Regions from separate parts of the Homo sapiens genome. Here region 2 is linked to region 1. Evidence: read pairs that join two places in POLR2A ChIA-PET (ENCODE). Cell type or tissue: PC-3. All regions are shown on one strand. Each heading gives the region's core, and the rest is flanking DNA. Links, peaks and the distances in the headings are about the cores only. Region 1 overlaps SLC10A6 (solute carrier family 10 member 6). Region 2 has its middle 21 kb from the start of MIR4452.

Region 1 (7,080 bases), core at 650-5,649:
TGTCAACAGCGCTATAAATATCCTTGGCCTTTCCTTGGCCTGGAAGTGGCTGCCACAGCTCCAGCTATTATATCCACATTCCAGAAAAGAAACAAGAATTGGCAAGGAAAATGGGTCAAACAGTACTAGGGCAAGAAAGCAAAATTTCCCAGAAGTCAAGGGCAGACTTTTCCTTCTGTCTTAGCAAAATCTGTCAGATGCCCATCTCTAGCTTCAAGAAAGTTATTTTTAGCTAGATGTGTTGCTGTCTAGCTATGAACAATATCTTGATTCTGTTCATAAGGACAAAGACAGCAATTGATACTGGGTCCCAGCAAGTAGTGTGTGCCTTTCCAATTCTGCCTCAGTTTCCACCATTCCGTATAAGGTAGCGAACACTATGCCAATTTTTCAAGATCTTCATACATATTTAGAAGATTCTGAATTTGTAACTATTGAGGAGATTCACTGATAGGAAGTATTTAAAAGTAGTCTTCAATTTTTACAGGTTTAGAGACATAGTTTTATTCACTCAACCAAACTATAACCATATTCCAAAGGTTGTGCTAAGCAAAACCTCAGGACACTGATAAACCATGTTGCTGATTTATTAGCTTACAAGGAAGCTATAGGTGGGTCTAACAGAATGAGGAAGGCTGGACATTCAGAAGGGGCTCCTCCTGCTGGGGAAAGTACATGTCAAGGCCAATGGGAAGGTTGCCTAGAGACCAACATGTCATTCATTAACTGGGTTAGGCTGAATGATCCTCGACGCAAAGGGTATTTCTGATTACACAAGAAAAAAGTAGGGGATGTAACAAGTATTGATCACTTATGGATTGGACCAGGTGTTTTCACCTTGCCTCGTTTTCAGGTTGTTCAGGATTGAATGTGTTATCAACCTTTTTTAGAGAGGAAACTAAACCCCAGAGGGATTGTCACTTGCCCAAAGTTGCCCAGATACCCAAGGTAAACGTTCAATTTCAGCTCTGACTGACTTCAACCAATAGCTGTGGAGGTCTCCTAGCTATTAAAGTAGAATGCAGGCTGGGCACGGTGGCTCACGCCTGTAACCCCAACAATTTGGGAGGCCCAGGCAGGCGGATCACCTGAGGTCGGGAGTTCGAGACCAGCCTGTCCAACATGGGTGAAACCCCATCTCTACTAAAAAAAAAAAAATACAAAAATTAGCCAGGTGTGGTAGCGGGTGCCTGTAATCCCAGCTACTCGGGAGGCTGACGCTGGAAAATCACTTGAACCTGGAAGGCGGAGGTTGCAGTGAGCTGAGATCACGCCATTGCACTCCAGCCTGGGCAACAAGAGCAAAACTCCAACTCAAAAAAAAAAAAAAAAGTGGAATGCAGGCAGCCCTGACACAGCCTGTGTTCTCTCCACTGCACTCTGCTGCCACGACCATCCAGCTGCCTCTTTCCTCTTAGACATGGACTCATTCTGCTTAACATGATTTCTCTGGCCCCACTTCTGAGTTTCATATAGGTCCCAGCTTTTATTAACTCATGATTCTTTACATCAATTAGAATGCAACTTACTCAAATCGGACTTTTTTCCAGTTATATTTTTTGTTCTAAAGATAACGTGGCCTTCTGAACATCTTCACTATTTCAAGTTCTTGTCAGTAACATGTTTACAAACCATCTATGGAGATGGCCATCTTCTGATGTGTTGTTTCTATCTTAAAGGATGGCCTTTGGTATCCCTCATCCTTTTGGTGTCCCTCATCCTTGGAACGTCCTAACTGTTGTAAATACTGACCATATTGTTAAGCTTTCAGAACAGCATTAAATTTTACCATTTTGTTTTAGGTGTCTATGTGGAGAAACAATTTAGAAATTCATTTTTTGTGGATTCTTTAAAACTCATGGAGCCCGGGTACGATGGCTCACGCCTGTAATCCCAGCACTTTGGGAGGCCAAGGCAGGCGGATCACTTGAGGTCAGGAGTTCAAGACCAGGCTGGCCAATATGGTGAAACCCTATGTCTACTAAAACTACAAAAATTAGCCAGGCGTGGTGGCACGTGACTGTAGTTCTAGCTACTGGGGAGGCTGAGGCAGGAGAAGAATTGCTTGAACCTGGGAGGTGGAGGTTGCGGTAAGCTGAGATCGCGCCACTGCACTCCAGCCTGGATGACAGAGCAAGACTTCATCTCAAAAAAAAAACAAAAAACAAACAAAAAAAAACCTCACGGTAATACTCATTTTAGAGCTGGAAATCTCTGTTACTTGCAACTCTCCTAACTGTGTTCATTGCAGTGATCTATTCCCCTACTAGACTATAAACTTTGTGAGGGCAGGAGCCATGTCCCATGTGCCTGAACATAGCACAGACTAGCTTCTCATTATGTAAACATTTATCATATGGATAAAGGGGACTCTCCGAATAGTAAACCAACAGTTGAGAATTAACAAGTCACAAATCTGCATAGTTCTTTTCCATATAAAAAGTGCCGTGGCTCTAAGACCTAATGGGGCTCCTTCTGTACTACCACAAAGGCTTTCTGAATTGGTGGAAAATACAATAATCATTGTCATTGCATTAACCCACAAGTTATTGGGAATACTTACAAAATAACATTATAAACATTAAATCTCAAAACACTTTCTCACACATTTCAAAACTTACAAATAAGAATAGACACAAAATGGAACCAGAGTCCCAACAAAAACACATTATATAGGAAGTTATGTGATAAGGGTAGCATTTCAAATCAGTAGATAAAAGAATAATGATTCAATATATGATGTTTGGATAATTAACTATAAAAAAATTAGATTATTATGCCATACAGGAAAAATTCAAAATGGAATAAGTATGTATGTATTTGCTCCATCACAGTATTAGAAAAACATATGGGAAAATATTTTTAATAATTTCTAGTAGAGGACAGATTTACCTACTGCCAGGCATCATGTATTGCATGGGAAGACAAGAAGTACACACAGCAGCTAGTAAATATGTTGTGTAAGCCCCCAGAAAGAACTCCCTGAAAAGGGGCCAAATACATTCTCAAAAAAAGATTCTATCACAATTCACAATCCACACAAATATATAAATATGCTAACATTTGGCAGAGATCAGAGCAAAAAAAAAACATTCTTAATAAGATTAATAAGCTGAATATATTAAAAAAATAAAACTCTGTATTGCAAAAGACATAGAGTAACAAAAGATAAACGAGTAGGTAAAATGTTGACAAAACATAGGACACATTGTCACTTATCATTATGGTTCAAAATCTATACATCAAAAAGGAAAAGATACAATAGAAAAGCAGGCAAAGGACATAAGTTGCCAAGTGATTGTGAAAAATGCTTTAGTTCATTCAGTTTTTAAATGAAATTTTGTTTTTTGTTTTTTGTTTTTTTTTGAGATGGAGTTTCGCTCTGTTGCCCAGGCTGGAGTGCAGTGGCATGATCTCGGCTCACTGCAACCTCCGCCTCCTGGGTTCACGCCATTCTCCTGCCTCAGCCTCCAGAGTAGCTGGGACTACAGGCGCCCGCCACCACACCAGGCTAATTTCTTGTATTTTTAGTAGAGACAGGATTTCACCGTGTTAGCCAGGATGGTCTCGATCTCCTGACCTCGTGATCCACCCGCCTCGGCCTCCCAAAGTGCTGGGATTACAGGCGTGAGCCACCGCGCCCAGCCTAAATGAAATTTTAAATGAGATGTTTTAACCAATCAAAATTGATCATTCATTTGACTGGTGAGACTGTGGGAAACCAGGCCCTCTCAGGCACTGCTGTACAACGTTGCCAGATAGCAATCTGTCATACATTTCGGTAAGCAATTGGCTTGGAAATTCAAGTCACAGGAAGTGAGCCTACAGAAATACTTGCACCTAAAGGCAAAAGTGTTTGTAACAGCACTGTAATACTGTTAAGCTGAAAGCTATCTAAGTGTCCATGAATAAGGAGTGGTTAAATAAATTACAGTCCTTCCACACAATAGAATACTTCCACATCACTACTATACTAAAGAATGAGGTAGGTCAACACAGACTGACACTCAAAGATGTTCCATAATGTGTCATCAAGTGACTTACAAAACAATATATGGAATGATCTCAAGGTTCTTAAAATGATACAGTTTACATACACAGCTTAGAAGGATACACATGGGTCTTTCTTTTTTTTTTTGAGTCAGAGTCTTACTCTGTCACCCAGGCTGGAGCGCAGTGGCGTGATCTCAGCTCACTGCAACCTCTGCCTCCTGGGTTCAAGTGATTCTTCTGCCACAGCCTCCCAAGTAGCTGGGATTACAGGTGCATGCCACCATGACTGGCTAATTTTTGTATTTTTAGTAGAGATGGGGTTTCACCATGTTGGCCAGACTGGTCTTGAACTCCTGACCTCAGGTGATCTGCCCACCTCAGCCTCCCAAAGTGCTGGGATTACAGGCATGAGCCACTGTGCCCAACCATGTGTCAATCTTTAGAAAGTGAAAATACAGGGCATTCCATTTTTAACCGTATGTGTGTTTTAAATTCTTTCCAAGCTTGTGTTACATCTATAATCAAAATGATTTTCAATTTCTTAAAAATAATAATCATTTGAGAAAACTGCCCCATTTATTATAAGAGCTATTTGTTCTCCTCTCAGTGCACCTGAGGACCTGCCCAGAGTCAAGAAGTCACATAGGTCTGCGTCACCCTGCAGTATGAGGTGACATCTCCTCTACTTAGAGTTCTAACTCTTGTTCAATTAAAATCCACAACGTGGCTGGGCGCAGTGGCTCATGCCTGTAATCCCAGCACTTTGGGAGGCTGAGGCGGGCAGATCACTTGAGACCAGGAGTTCGAAACCAGACTGGCCAACATGGTGAAACCCCATCTCTACTAAAATACAAAATATTAGCCAGGCATGGTGGCACACACCTGTGATCCCAGCTACTTGGGAGGCTGAGGCAAGGGAATCACTTGAACCCAGGAGGCGGAGGTTGTGGTGAGCCGAGATTGTGCCACTGCACTCCAGCCTGGGCAACAGAGCAAGACTCTGTCTCAAAAAAAAAAAATCCACAACATAAGGATAAGTTCCCCTAATGAAGGATTTTACCTACTGCCAGGTACTATTTGCTGCATGGGAAGACAAGAACATACAAGGCAGCTCATTGATACGTTATGTTAACCCCCAGAAGAAACTCCCTGAAATGGGAATCTCCAAAAGTGATCCCATCACAATTCACAATCCACATGAAAATATAAATATTCTAACATTGAACACTTAAATATTCACACTGGCCCTACCAACAAGATTCATGTGTCAGCTGCACACTGTCTTTACTGGCCACTGAAAAAGAAGGGGGCCAGTCCAGCCAGCTAGTCCCTGCTATTCACATGAAGTGATGTGGCCAACTGGCTCGAGAGCCCTGTGGCAATCCATTGGCCCTGGTGGCCCAGGAGTGATGGCACCTTCTTCATTCACCTCCAAGAAGGCATTGGTCTCTCTGGAAGAAGTCGATTTCCTCGTATGGCAGACTTCTGTGCAACCTGAGTTCTTTTTTCCATGTTTGTTCTTCAATCTCCTCTTGTACGTCTGATATGCTAGGTGTTAAAACATACAAGTATTAACAATCACTTTAACAAAGAGTCTAATTTGGTGACACTGTACACTTGTCAATCCTTCAGGTGTTTGTTTCAGTGGCATCATGTATGTATAAACACCCAGGGAAAAGAAGGGGGAAAGAGAGAAAGCTATAGAACAGAAGGATTCAGTGTATCAGAATGGCTCTTTTGTCTGGATGAACCATTTGTGATTGAGGCTCATTCATCAGGTTGCTGACAGCTTACACACTCATATATTCATTCATTCATTCATTCATTCATTCACTCATTCAGCTAGTCAGCTGGCAAATACTGCGAGTGCTTACTAGAAGTAGGACACTCTCCTGGGTTCTGGGCTAGAGCTGGGAATGAGCCAGAAATGATGCTTGCTTCAGTCTCTCCATGAGAAGGAAAGAAAACTTGGGTCTGAGACCAAGAGTTTGACTCTAATAGGATTTATCTTATCTGTTGGGGAAATTAAGCCCCAGGTATTCCTGATATTGTTATATTGATTGTTATATCTGTAATCAGTATATAATAATAACAATCAGCAATCAGTATATAATCAGTTCTATCAGTAATCATTGAGTCTTACTCAGACCCAATTCCCTAACAGCAGCAAAAATTTACCATGGCCCAAGATTAAAATATATATGTGTATGTGAACATATATATTTTTTTTTTTCTTTTTCGACTTTTAGATCCATGTGCATGTTTGTTTCCTGGGTATATTGTGTGATGCTGAAGTTTGGGAAACAAATGATCTTATCACGCAGGTAGTGAGCACAGTACCCAACAGTTTGTTTTTCAACCTTCGCCCCCTCCCTCCCTCTTCTAGTAGTCCCCAGTTTCTATTATTGCCATCTTTATGTCCATGAGCACCCAATGTTTAGCTCCCACTTGTAAGTGAGGTATTTGGTTTTCTGTTCTTGCATTATATATATTTTTAAATTTACCCTCTGTGAACAAACATAATAAAAGACTCCAAAGTAATGTATATTTGGCTGCAATCACATGTGCATACACATATATATTTCAATATTTGTATATGTGTAATATTTAATATTTGAAAAACATTTCACAGCCATTCAGCACAAGTCTTAGTCACAGAAACATTGAAATAACTTGGCATTTGGGAGACCTCAAGGCTTTTAATGAGACCTAACAAATCAACGCTTAAGTGCAGCAAATGTCACTTTGGAGCTCAATGATTGCTCATAGAGATCTTGTCTTAACAAGTTACGAAGTCTAAGTTCTGATAGTGGATTCACTTTTGTGAAGTATATTTGTTTATAATTATAAGCTCATTTTCAGATGGCTTTTTATATTTTTCTGTGAAACTCCCACTTGTGCGCCAAACTATCCTGTCTATGTGCCTTATCGTCCCCAGAAATGTCAGGCTTTCAAAAAGTGTATCACAGGGGCAGCACATGCAAGTTTGGATTGAAAAAAAAGTTGGTAAGTTGGGGTGAACAATTTCCCGTCAGTTATTTCCTACCCAATGGGTGTTCACCCACCTGCAACAATAAGAAATCCATC
Region 2 (7,080 bases), core at 894-5,893, 300 kb before region 1:
GAGACAGGGTTTTGCCATGTTGGCCAGGCTTGCCTCGAAATCCTGGCCTCAAGTGATCTGCCCGCCTTGGCCTCTCAAAGTGCTGAGATTACAGGCATGAGCCACCACACCTGGCCTCTTTCTGGCTTAATCTAGGAGGTTTGTATATTTCCGGGAATTTATCCATTTCCTCTAGGTTTTCCAATTTGTGCACATAAAGGTGTTCATAGTAGCCTTGAATGATCTTTTGTAATTCTGTGGTATCGGTTGTAATATCTCCCATTTCATTTCTAATTCAATTTATTTGGATCTTCTCTCTTCTTTTCTTGGTTAATCTCACTAACGGTCTATTGATTTTGTATATCTTTTCAAAAACCAGCTTTTTGTTTCATTTATCTTTTGTATTTTTTTGGTTTCAATTTCATTTAGTTCTGCTCTGATCTTTGTTTTTTTTTTTTTCTTCTGCTGGGCTTGGGTTTGGTTTGTTCTTGTTTCTCTAGTTCTTTGAGATGTGAGCTTAGATTGTCTATTTGTGCTCTTTTAGACTTTTTAACGTAGGCATTTAATGTTATGAACTTTCCTCTTAGCATCACTTTTTCTGTATCTCAGAGGTTTTGATAGGCTGTGTCACTATTATTGTTCAGTTCAAATAATTTTTTAATTTACATCTTGATTTCATTGTTGACCCAAACATCATTCAGGAGCAGATTATTTCATTTCCATGTATTTGTATAGTTTTGAGGGTTCCTTTTGGAGTTAGTTTCCAATTTTATTCCACTGTGGTCTGAGAGTGTACTTGATATAATTTCGATTTTTTTAATTTACTGAGACTTGTTTTGCAGCCTATCATATGGCATCTCTTGGAGAATGTTCCATGTGCTGAAGAGAAGAATGTATATTCTGCAGCTGTTGGGTAGAATGTTCTATAAATATCTGTTAAGTCCATTTATTCTAGGGTATAGTTTAAGTCCACTGTTTCTTTGTTGACTTTCTGTCTTGATTATTTGTCTAGTGCTTTCAGTGGAGTATCGAAGTCCTCCACTATTATTGTGTTGGCATCTATCTTATTTCTTACGTCTAGTAGTAATTGTTTTATAAACTTGAAAGCCCCAATGTTATGTGCATATATATTAAGGAATGTGATATTTTCCTGTTGGACTAATCCTTTTATCATTATATAATGTCCCTCTGCGTCTTTTTAAACTGTTGTTGTTTTTAACAGACTTTAAGTCTGTTTTGTCTAATAATAGCTACTCCTGATGACTTGTGGTTTCCATTTGCACGGAATATATTTTTCCACCCCTTTACCTTAAGTTTATGTGAGTCCTTATGTATTAGGTGAGTCTCTTGAAGACAGCAGATATTTGGTTGGTGAATTCTTATCCATTCTGCCATTCAGCATCTTTTAAGTGGAGCATTTAGGCCATCGTTAGTATTGAAATGTGAGGTAATGTTCTATTCATCATGCTAGTTGTTGCCTGAATACCTCATTTTGTGTGTGTGTGTGTTATTGTTTTGTACGTCTTGTGAGATTTATGCTTTAAAGAAGTTCCATTTTGGGGTATTTTGAGGTTTTATTTCAAGATTTAGTACTCCCTTTAGCATTTCTTGTAGTACTGGCTTGATAGAGGCAAATTCTCTCAGGATTTGTTTGACTGAAAAAGACTGTATCTTTCCTTCATTTATGAAGCTTAGTTTAGCTGGATACAAAATTCCTAGCTAATAATTATTTTGTTTAAGGAGGCTAAAGATAGGACCCCAATCTCTTCTAGTTTGCAGGGTTTCTGATGAGAAATCTGCTGTTAATCTGACAGGTTTTCCTTTATAAGTTACCTGATGCTTTTGCCTCACAGCTCTTAAGATTCTTTTCTTTATTCTGACTTTAGGTAACCTGATGACTATGTGCCTAGGTTATAATCTTTCTGCAATGAATTTCCTGGGTGTTCTTTAAGCTTCTTATATTTGGATGTCTAGATCTCTAGCAAAACCAGGGAAGTTTTCCTCGATTATTCCCTCAAATAAGCTTTCCAAACTTTTAGATTTATCTTCTTCCGTGGAACACCAATTATTCTTATGTTTGGTTGTTTAACATAATCCCAAATTTTTTGGAGGCTTTGTTCAATTTTTTTGCTTTTTCTTTGTCATTGTTGAATTGAATTAACTTGAAAGCCTTGTCTTCAAGTTCTGAAGTTCTTTCTTCTACTTGTTTGATTCTATTGTTGAAATTTTCCAGTGTATTTTGCATTTCTCTAAGGGTGTCTTTCATTTCCGTAAGTTGTGATTGTCTGTTCTTTATGATATCTGTTTCACTGGAGGCTTTTTCATCCATATCCTGTATTTTTTTTTAATTTCTTTAAGTTGGTTTTCATCTCTCTCTAGTGCCTCCTTGAGTAGCTTAATAATCAATCTTCTGAACTTTTTATCTGGCAATTCAGAGATTTCTTCTTGGTTTGAAGCCATAGCTGGAGAGCTAATGCGATCTTTTGGGGGTGTGATAGAATCTCGTTTTGTCATATGAACAGTTACTTTTTGGCTCCTTCTTATTTGGATAGACTTTTTCAGTGGAAGATTCTGGAACTCAAGGGCTGCTGTTCAGATTCTTTCATCCCACATGGTGATCCCTTGATGTGGTGCTCTCCCCCTTCCCCTAGGGATGGGGTTTCCTGACAGCCAGACTGCAGTGATTGTTATTGCCCTTCGGGGTCTAGTCACCCAATGGGGCTACTGGATTCCTGGCTCATGCTGGAAAATGTCTGCAAAGAGTCATGTGATGTGATCCATCTTCAGCTCTCCCAGCCATACATACCAGCACCCGGTCTGGTGGAGGTGGCAAGGGAATGAAGTGGACTCTGTGAAAGTCCTTTGTTGTAATTTTGTTTAGTGTACTTGTTTTCTCAAATGCTGGTTATGCTAGCAGTGAAGCTTTCATGTGGACAGGCTCAGGACCTCTGGTTAGCCAGGTTGTTGCAGGCAGTGGAATTAGCTGTTGTTTTCTCCTTCTTTGGAGCAGGGTTGTTCTGACTTGCTGTAATGTATTGAGTTGGTTGGCCTCCAGCCAGGAGATGGTGCTTTCAAGACAGCATCTAGTAGAAGGGGGATATAATCTTACCCTATGTTGGCCAGAATGAGTACTTGGGTTTCTCAGGCAATGGGTAGGGCCATAGAGCATAGAGCTCCCAAGAGTTTTTGTCTTTTGTCTTCAGCTACCAGGGCAGGTAGAGAAAAGCCATCAGGTCAGGGCAGGGTTAGGTGGGTCTGAGCTCAGATTCTTTCTGGGTGAGGCTTGTTGTGGCCACTGTCGGGGATGGGGGTGGTTCTCAGGCCAATGGGGTTATGTTCCCAGGGGGATTATGGCTGCCTCTGCTGCATCATACAGGCCACCAGGGAGGTAGGGGAAAGCTAGCAGTGACAGACATCACCCAGCTCCTATGCAGCCACTAAGGCCAGTCTCACTCCCACTATGCCCCCCAACCACACTGAGTTTATATATAGGCAGCTGGTGGGCAGGGCTGAGATCTTGCCCCAGGCTACAATCCTCCCCACTGAGAAAGCACACAGGGCTCTCAGGCTTTGCTGCTTCCTGCCTGCCCACGCCATCAGCTGTGGCTTGTATACTTGTATCGGCACTTCCCATTCACCATCCCCCTACCACCACCAATTGTGGTCAGGAAAATTTGTGCTCAGTTGAAATTATTACAAAGTTCAGCTGGGAGCTTCCTTCACCCTGTGGTCCCTCCCCAGTTCTGCTGGCTGCCTTCCCTTCCCCAAGGACCTCTGTGAGATTAGGCCAGGAATGGCTTCCCTGGGTTGAGCTGGGGACTGGGAGTGCCTACAGGGCTCTTCACACTGCTTCTTCTACTTTTATATTTCACCTGGGTCCCTAAATCCATTTCAGCTCTAGGTAAGGTTAACTCCTTTTCCCATGATCTAGATTTTCAGGTTCCCCAGTGGGGTGTGTGTTCAGAGTCTGACTTATCCCTCTATCACACTTTGGAAACTCAGTTTTTTGGCTGTCTTGTGGCATTTTTCTCATTATGTGTTTTGATGGCAATTAAAGAGTCACTCCTTGAAAGTAGGTGTCAAGAATGATGGGTTTGTACTTCCCAGAAAGCCCAGACATGTAAAACATAATACTGTTTGCCTATTAGGCTCTAGTATAAGCTTGTTAAATGAATGATGAAACGAGGTTGGAGCTAGAATATGAACTACCTTAATTTTCATGTTCAAGAGTTGGTAGTTTATTTGGCAGGGCAGATAAATTAAATGAGATGATACGTTTAACACAGTTCCTATTGATACATTTTAGCTTTTATGATTAATAGTGCATTTCAATTCTATCCCGCTTCATAACCAGAAGATGGAGCTCCAAACATTTAAACTTAAAAAAAAAAATTCTCCTGTTTTGTTGTATTCTTGGTAGAGGCTGTGCTCTTATTTCGTTGGTTCTGGTTCTTTTTGTTCCCCACCTAAATCCTTCCATTCTAATTTTGTTCTCAGGTTATCAAAATCCATTTGCTGACTACAGATAGGAGGAGTGATCTGTGTGAGAAGCTACACATAGATCCTCTTTTTCTACCTCTGGGGACTTATTTGATTCATGCACCTGTTCATACATATTTTTATCCAACTCTCCCCACTTTGTTCCTCCCTCTTCACATGGAAAAGCCATTGTGACTTACAGTTGTTACAGCAACTGTAAACAGGTGCTGACATTCTATGCATCCTCATGGGAGGAAAAATGCCAGCACTACCACACACAGAATTTGTTGCTATATGCAGGAAAAAGCATGTGACAGGGCTAGAAATACATTTTTTTGGACTGTTCTCCAGTTTGTGTCCTTTTGCAACATAAGTTCCTTAGACATCTAAAGACTCATGGGAAATAATTAATTTCTAATTTTTCATATCATTCATTCTACTACACTTATATTGATATTATTAATACCTTTATTATTATTACCTTTATGTTTATTAATAGGTATATCTCTAGCTATTTATTCAATATTCACTCTTTCATTCACTTTTTTTCAATAAATATTTATTGAGCAGCACAGCAGCATTACAGGAGGGTTATGGATTTGTGGAACACACTGACCCCCATCCCCAATCCCTGCCATACACATATCCTCCTACTATAAGTCTTTAATAGAGCTATCCAAGAATACATCTGGCTACAAATACCTGGCTAAGAGTTCCAGGAGTGCTTTAAGCAGGAGCAACAGCACTGCCTATTCAAATTTATCTCTTGCCCTTTATTCCCCATACCAAAGGCAAAACCATCAGAGATTCTGGTAAGTTTCCACTGTGGTAAAGTTCTGCAAGAGTTAAGGGGAAATTTTCTTGCTTCATCACTTCTCTGTTATACTCGGATTTACATCACCATTGTGAAATTACACTAATATATACACCACTGTTCAAGGGAACATTTATATACATTTGGCTCTTCCGTTTCTTGATCCAAATTCAGCTTCAGGAGATACATGTCTTCACCCTGGATCAACCACCTGGCATTCCAGCAAAATCTACCCCTACTTTCCAGAGTCCTTTAAAGGCAATCATATGTCTGTATTTACCAAATCTCTCAAAGGCTCTAAATCTATATCTCTAAATATCCGATGGTTATTTCATCTGGCAAATTCAAAAATGTTTACATTGAACTCATTTTCTTTCTCTATCTACGCTTGGCTTAGATGTTTGTCCCCTCCAAACCTCATGTTGGAATCTGATCACCAATGTTGGAGGTGGGGCCTAATGGGAGGTGTTTGGGTCATGGGAGTGGATCCTACATGAACAGATTAATATCCTCCTTCAAGGGTGAGTGAGTTCCCATTCCATTAGTTCCCAAGAGAGCTGGTTGTTAAAAAGAGCCTGCCGCTTTTCCCACCCTTTCTCTTGCTTCCTCTTTTGCAATGTGATCGTTGCACGTACAAGCTCCCCTTCACCTTCCACCATGAAGTAGAAGGAGACTGAGGCTCTCATCATGCAGATGCCCAATCTTGAACTTTACAGCCATCAGAATCATAAGAAAAATAAACCTTTTTCTCTATAAATTACCTAGTGTCAGATATTCTGTTATGGTAACACAAAATTGACCAAGATAATCCCTTTACTCTCTAACTCTCCTCCTAGCTTTCTGGATATCATTTTTATGCAATCACCTACTTAGTAATCTAAATTAAAAATCTTGAAGTAATCACTTGATTTCACTTCTACCTTACCTTCCACATCCAGTCAGCAAGTCCTGTACATTCTACCTCCACAGTGTGCCCTCAATTCAGTTCTTGCACATGTATTTGTCAGAAAGTTTCTTCTCCCACAATAATTTCAGTAGTCTCCTAGTTATCTCCATTGTCTTCCTTCTCAAGTCTTCTAAAGAGTCTACATTAACACCATACTAGGGTTGCCAGGTAAGATACAGGGTTTCCCGTATATTTGTTTGTTAAATCTGGCAGCTTTGCACATATTCATCTTCCTAAACATGTTTCTGGTCATGTAACACTGCCATTTACACTCTCTCTCCCCTTTCTATTACTGAATTAGTTTTTTTTAAGTTGTTGTTGTTGTTCTTGCTTCTGCTGCTGTTGTTTTAGTTTCCTATCCATTAGATAATTAACCCTACATTAGCCTATCACTCAACAAATATTTAAATTAGGTTGGTGCAAAAAAAAAAAAAAGCCCGCAATGACTTTTGCACCAACCTAATATCTGGTACCTGCCATATATGAAACACTCAGGTTTGTGTTGTGGAGTATGCAAAAATAATTTATAGTCTCTATTCTTCAGGCGTTAGCAAGCTGAATAATTATCATTGACATAAAGAAACACAAGCAGTCCAGGCATGATGGCTCATGCCTGTAAACCCAGCACTTTGGGAGGCTGACACGGGCAGATCGCTTGAGCTCGAGTTCGAGACCAGCCTGGGCAACATGGCGAAACCCCGTCTCCACCAAAAATACAAAAAATTAGCCAGGAGTGGTGGTGCCCTCCTGTTGTCCCAACTACTTGGGAGGCTGAGGTGGGAGGGTGGCTGGAGCCCTGGAGGCAGAGGCTGCAGTGAGCCAAGATCATGCCACTGACTCCAGCCTGGGTGACAGAGTGAGA

What was found. ChIA-PET counts read pairs that join two places held together with the same protein. Peaks named below come from ENCODE experiments on the same cell type or tissue, not always from the same donor. Only the 100,000 strongest peaks of a DNase experiment are listed, where the experiment ranks them.
Region 2: POLR2A ChIA-PET joins it to region 1 with 18 read pairs; 2 of 35 experiments call an interaction of 5 or more read pairs at or near these places.

What each region holds. Positions count from the first base shown.
Region 1 is chr4:86,818,362-86,825,441 of GRCh38, forward strand. SLC10A6 (solute carrier family 10 member 6) reads right to left here. Exons shown (of 6, transcript NM_197965.3): 5 at 7,059-7,080; 6 at 5,107-5,541. The coding sequence ends at 5,327. Among named protein-coding and RNA genes, the nearest start is that of SLC10A6, 27 kb to the right of the region's middle. In PC-3, for the core only: no CTCF peak of the experiment used is centred there; no DNase peak of the experiment used is centred there.
Region 2 is chr4:86,518,207-86,525,286 of GRCh38, forward strand. It overlaps a transcript of MAPK10 not described here. Among named protein-coding and RNA genes, the nearest start is that of MIR4452, 21 kb to the right of the region's middle. In PC-3, for the core only: a CTCF peak has its summit at 4,345 (motif pointing right); no DNase peak of the experiment used is centred there; H3K27ac peaks cover 861 bases.